2 separate regions of the Homo sapiens genome follow, and region 1 is linked to region 2. The links are chromatin loops, found by intact Hi-C in ENCODE. Cell type or tissue: heart left ventricle. All regions are shown on one strand. Links, peaks and the distances in the headings refer to the core of each region. The heading gives the core; the rest is flanking DNA. Region 1 overlaps SEZ6L (seizure related 6 homolog like). Region 2 has its middle 47 kb from the start of LINC02559.

The links. Hi-C counts contacts between places; a loop is a spot of excess contacts. Peaks named below come from ENCODE experiments on the same cell type or tissue, not always from the same donor. Only the 100,000 strongest peaks of a DNase experiment are listed, where the experiment ranks them.
Region 1: it touches region 2 in a loop (3-fold over the local background); 2 of 110 quality-filtered maps call a loop at or near these places.

The regions. Positions count from the first base shown.
Region 1 is chr22:26,169,826-26,172,718 of GRCh38, forward strand. The region is part of intron 1 of SEZ6L (seizure related 6 homolog like); the gene reads left to right. Among named protein-coding and RNA genes, the nearest start is that of SEZ6L, 1.8 kb to the left of the region's middle. RefSeq lists an enhancer at 616-1,555. In heart left ventricle, for the core only: a CTCF peak has its summit at 1,159; no DNase peak of the experiment used is centred there; H3K4me3 peaks cover 1,147 bases; H3K27me3 peaks cover 2,500 bases.
Region 2 is chr22:26,103,682-26,106,593 of GRCh38, forward strand. No RefSeq gene overlaps it. Among named protein-coding and RNA genes, the nearest start is that of LINC02559, 47 kb to the right of the region's middle. In heart left ventricle, for the core only: no CTCF peak of the experiment used is centred there; no DNase peak of the experiment used is centred there.

The sequences.
Region 1 (2,893 bases), core at 1-2,500, 66 kb after region 2:
GGGTCGGGGCTGACCAGGGCGACTCAGGCACCACCCGCCGGGATGGGAAGCGGTGGTGGCTGTCCAAAATCGGGGCTAGGAACCGCACGTCCCCTTGGCCCGGGCTGATGGGAGTGTGGAGGCGGGGATGTGTTGAAGGACTCGGGCGCTTCCCTGCTTCGGCTGCGGGCTCCCTTTCGGTCTTCCCCGGCTGCGGGGCTGATTCTCCTTTGCAGCCAAAGAGGTTCTCCTTGGAGTGGGGTCGCCTCCAAACCCCAAATTCCCGGCGCTTCTCTGCAACCGCACCCGGGGCTAGGTGCCAGATAATTATCTTCCTCTCCGGGAGAGGACAGGAAGGGGGGTGAGAAGCTGACCCACCCTGCAACTGAGGACTAGACTCAAACAGTGCATTTGCCGCTCCCCCCGACACCACAGAAACCCTTGACTCCTTTGGTTCAGGCTACCCCGAGGGTCTGTGTTCCTGGATCGATCTCAGCCAAGCGTCAGGATACCGGACTTGGGTGTGGCTTTCGCTAGAGGCCGGTGGAGGGGGCTGAGGGCTCTGAGAACTTGGTAGGGGAGGGAGAAGAGATGTTAGTTAGCAGTTGGGAACCTGAACGGGCTCCCCTCTACTCTCTCCCCTACTGCCTAGCATCTCTGATCACTGTTAGGAATGGGGGGTGAGGGGTGTTAGTTTCATCTACCACGTGTTTGTTGAAGGGGAAGAGGGGCCCAAATTTAGCAGAGAATGACAGCTCCTCTTTCTCAGACCTGGAACCATACCCTCTCTCCACCCCGGTAAGGTACCCCAGGAAAAGTTATGGGTGGGGGAGAGGGCCAGATAGAGAGAGGGGTGCAACGCCTAACTCACCCAAAGCTAACCCTCAGAGCTTCGGGGGTTTTCTCAGGCACCTAGGAGACCCGAAAATCAATGGGAGGGTTAGTTGGCCACAGGACCCGGCCTTCTTGCAAGGTCCCAGAAATGCGCTCCTCACGTGTAAAAAAGCAGACAGCTGCAGGGTCTGCCCAGGCTGAAGACAGAGGGAGCGCAGGCACTATGCTTATCTGGGGCTCCGCCTCTGTCATTTGCACCGTCTTGACTCGGAGTTGGGGGACAGGCGGTGTTCTTCTCCGGGGAGTTCTGGACCCCCAGCGCGCGCACCTGCTTTCAGCACCAAAGGCCCTGGACAGCTCTCAGCTCCATGGGCCCTGGCTCTGGGTCCCTTTCCCTTCAACCCTTCCCGGTGGCCTGGAGTGCCCCCCTCAGCATAAATCAGGCATTTTATCCCCCATCTCCCCGTCTTTTTAAATGTAGAGCCCAGAGTGCAGAGCAAAGGAAATTGTTCATCACCTTTTGTTTAACAAAGCATATCATTGAAGAACCCCCACCCCTTTTTTATGGGGCAATAATGTCCACAATTTACACCAGGTCTGGACAGTTTCTCTGGGAAAGATAGGGAAAGAGATTTGGTTTAAACAAATCGTTTCCACCACAGCATGGCCTTTCTTAATTAGCTGTCTCTTTCTAACAATGGCTTGGTGGCCTTGAACTGAGTCCAGCTCTCCCTCCCCCACCCCCTTTTGAATCTGTGTTGTGACTAACACACATATAAAAAGAACCTGAATCTACCCAGCAGCTTACTGGATTTTCTAAAGCAGTTCTACCTCTGAGAACTCCACTCTCCAATACACCACCTTGCAGGGAAAAAAAAATTGTCTTAATGGCACGTATTGAATTGTCATCTAAGACAAGGATTTCCTATTCTGTTTCCTTCACGGGCTGCAAACACATTGTAAGAGCAGGGGGAGACATGTGTGTGTTTTAATTTTTAAGACATTTCATACTATTTTTCCAACTGCTCAACACCATGGCTAGCCAGCATATTTTTTAAATTGACTTCAGGTCACCACCAAATTAAAGTCAATTGATGTGCTACTTCAGAAAGCTCATTAATAAGTGTGTGGTTCTGACTCTGAGTCATAAGGAGGGAGTGATACTGGCCAATGAGCATTGCCGAGTCTGATGGTGCATTTGGAGACAATTGACCTTCCACAATAAATTCTATTTTTAATGTAGAGCCCAACATCCACTAATGTCAGATGGAGAACCATTCACCTAACTCGTTGTTGCGAACTAGTTCTTCTGCTTGCGGTGAAGTGAGGGGATTTGTAAATACTCAAAAGGGACTTGTTGCTACATTCTGATGCAGGTCACGTGGTTCTCTGGGCCATTTCGCTGTAAGGCATGAATAAGTATAAAGTATAACTTGTTTTTGAAGAGCCTCCTTATTGTCTCAGATATGCACATGGGGAATAATTGTAACTACATGCAAAGACTGCAAAGCCTAAGAATAATTTCTTTTCTTTTTCTCTTGAATTAATAAGGCAAATTCAGTATTGCTCAATAAGGCTCAAATTTGCTGCTTCCCCAGTCTCTAACGTGTGTTGTGGTTAGATTCACTTAAAGACTATTTTCATTATGGATTGGCATTATTTTCCATAGAGTTTTGCCCGTTCCTGCCAGGGGCCACCGTATCTAAGCTTGAGGGATTCATCTTGTGTTCATATGGCTCAGTTAGGTATTAAGAAAATAATGTTACATTCCTTTCCTTCCCCTTCCAGGGCAAAAGGATATTTTCTGATCAGAGTGGCTTGTTTTCTTATTTTTGCTTACAAGTCCATTCCTGCAAGCTGTTCAAATGAGCTCGATTTACTGGCCCTCCTATTCTGTCCAGAGACAATTTATCCAATATACCTACTGTGCAGACCTCCACTAGGGGCGCTCCAAGATCTAGCTGGCGACTAAGGGCAGAAGAGAGGGGAATTCTGACCTGTGAACAACCAGGTGTGTGCAACACCAAAGGTCAGCAGAATGGAGCTCCTCTCAGCCTGGAGGCCTTGCTATCATCTCTCC
Region 2 (2,912 bases), core at 313-2,812:
ATAGGCAAAGCTCGGTTTATGCAGTGTTATGTTTGTTAAATATTTGATCTGGGAGAATTAAATGGCATTTTCTCTCTAGAGGACTGAGGCTGACAGGCCCCCAAGAAATAAAGCTGATGAAAATAGCCCTGATTGTAATCATACTCAAATGTGTACAGTTCACAGAATGCCTCCATATATGCTAGCTTATTTAATCCTCTATTTAAATGATGCTCACCAGTCCCCTAGCAAATCTACCCTCCACTTTTTATTCCGACAGCTTTGGCCTTGAATCAGGATTCGTCACTACTGCTCTGGATTTTTGCTACAGCCTCCAAACTGCTAACCTCTGTCTATCCACTGCCCCATGGCCCCCGAATGCTTCCTCCAGAGGTTTCCTTCAATAATAATGCTAATGGCAGTTAGTATTAGTTAAGCACTTACCGTGTGCCAGGTACACTGCTCAATACTAGGTGTGGATTATATTATCTGCTCCTCTCCGTGATTATGACTTACATATTTTTATTACCACGTCCCCATTTTACAGATAAGGAAAATGAAACTTAGAGAAGTCACATGATTTATCCAAAGACACACAACAAGGAGACAGAGATCTGGGACTTGAATGCAGCTGTCTGATTCTCTAGCTTGTTTTTAACCGTAAAGCAACCCTACCTCCCGTCAGCAAAGTGACCTAATCCATTGTTGCCCTCTGTGGACTCTCAGGTCCTTAATGGTCATAAGAAAAAGTCACAATGATGGTGATAATGAAGATGATGGTGGTGATCCTATAATAGTGATGGCATTATTCAATATGGCACCCAAGTCCTTCAAAAGCTGATTCCTGACTTATCTCCTGGAGTCTCCTTCCTGCCTCACCTATCACCACGCACCCCACTCTCAAGCCACACCAAAATCCTTCATTCACCTTAACTTATCACAGTGCTTCATCTCTGCATGTGCCATTTCCTCCCCTGACCACCATACCTTCCTCACCAGTCAAATTCCTACATAGCCTTGAAGACCTAGCCCCATAGTCCACCTGGAAAAAAATAATGGATGACTTTCTGTTTCTTCAGTGCACTATCAGAGTACTCCATTCCCACTTGAATTTAACTTTATTATGTGTGTTTTGTAGGGCATTGGAGAAGAGCATGGGCCGTGGATTCAGAATCCCTGGCCCACACACAGCCTCTACCACTTACTAATTGTATGTTACTAATTGCCTATGCTCAGGTGATTTTATGAGCCCTAGTGTCCCCATCTGTAAAAACGGGTTTGACAACAGGGTTATCTACTCTCCCAAGGCTATTCTGATGATGCAGGAGGGGGAACTCTCTAGATTACTGGAGAAGAGAATAGCCAGATTGTCTAGGCTCACTGGACACTAACCCAGGTGTGGCCTTAGAATTAAGGATGCTGCTGCAGAGTGCTTTCACCAGGATGCTCTCCCAGTGCCTGGAAATCAAGAGAGACCCAGGTGTCTGTCAGAATGGCCTAAAAAGGGCATAGACCGTGTAGGTTCTATCTAAAAGGATAGCTCCAATAAATGGAGTTATAAGGCTGCAAGAAACGAGCTTCTCTCAGTTCTGCCAGGCCCCTTGGCTTTAGGGTATAGGTCTAATCTCACGGAGCATGTTTTGGGGTTGGGATGAGGCAAGGTGTTTTCCAGCCAACCCGTGGCCCACCTGGGAGTCTACAGAGGGCTCAATAGGATAATCTGTGACAATCACTTACACAGTGCCTGGGGCAAAGTGCTTTATAAATGTTACCTGTTTTTAGCCACAAGAATGATGCATTGCTGTTTCTCATTTTCTGCTTGAGGTATCTCCCCTATGGTTTCTTTGGGTGAAGAACTGGGGTCATTTCCCTAGCTACCAAAAACAAACAAACAAACAAAAAAACAGTTTGGCCAAGGCAAAGAGCCCCCTGGGCATTTGAAATAACCAAAGTGGAACCTGTGTGTAGGGGTGTGTGTGTGTTTGTGTGTGTGTGTGTGTATGCCTGCATTAGCACCTGAATCCCATCTAGTGGGATTCATACACTCACACACATACACACTCACATGCACACACACATGCATGCACACACATGCATTCATGTACACATGCCCACACATGCATTTGCACACACACATAGCCTTCCACTTTTCTCATGGTGCTTGCCCCTTCTCTGTCTTGAGCAGCCTCAGCTCAGCCAGTCCCTTCCCATCTTCCTTACAGCTGCATCTCCTCCATACTCTCTTCTTTCCCTTCCTCGTTACAACTCTTGCCCATTGCCTTATAAAAATCTGCACCCTTTCCAAACTGACTGCCACATTCCTCTCCGGCATTTTTCTTCCCATCCTATTTCCAAGTCCCCCGCCATCTCCAGCCCAGCACCAGGGACTTTTAGAGACCCTCAGTCCTCTAAATAGAGGGAAAATGTTGCTGCCTCCAGCAAGGTGTAGAGAAGCTGCCAGCCGCCAGCGTCATCATATCCAATAGGCATGATGTTTTCAGTAGTGGTGAGACTAAAACTTTCACTCTGTCCACTGCTGGGGGCTAGAGGCTGTGGCCCTGCTGCTCTCCCCACACCTGGATCCCTGGGTTTTGAACATGGGGCGTCCTCTGTCTAAAACTCTCATTTCCACTTCACCTTCTCTTTGCTTGTCTAGCTTCTCTAGTTTTAAGATTCCTTCTAGATATCCCCTCTTCCAGGAAGCCTTCTCTGATCCTCAGACTGAATCCGGTCTCCTCTGGACTCTCAAGCTGCCTCAGCTTCCCACTTTAGAGCACTCAATAAACTGAGATCTAACTGTCTGACAGTGATTCCATAAACTATACTTGCTCACCATAATATTTCTGGAACCTGGTACATATTTTTCATAATGAATAATGAAAAGAATGCAATTCTCCCCAAGTGAAACATGATTTGTGTGATACTAGATAATT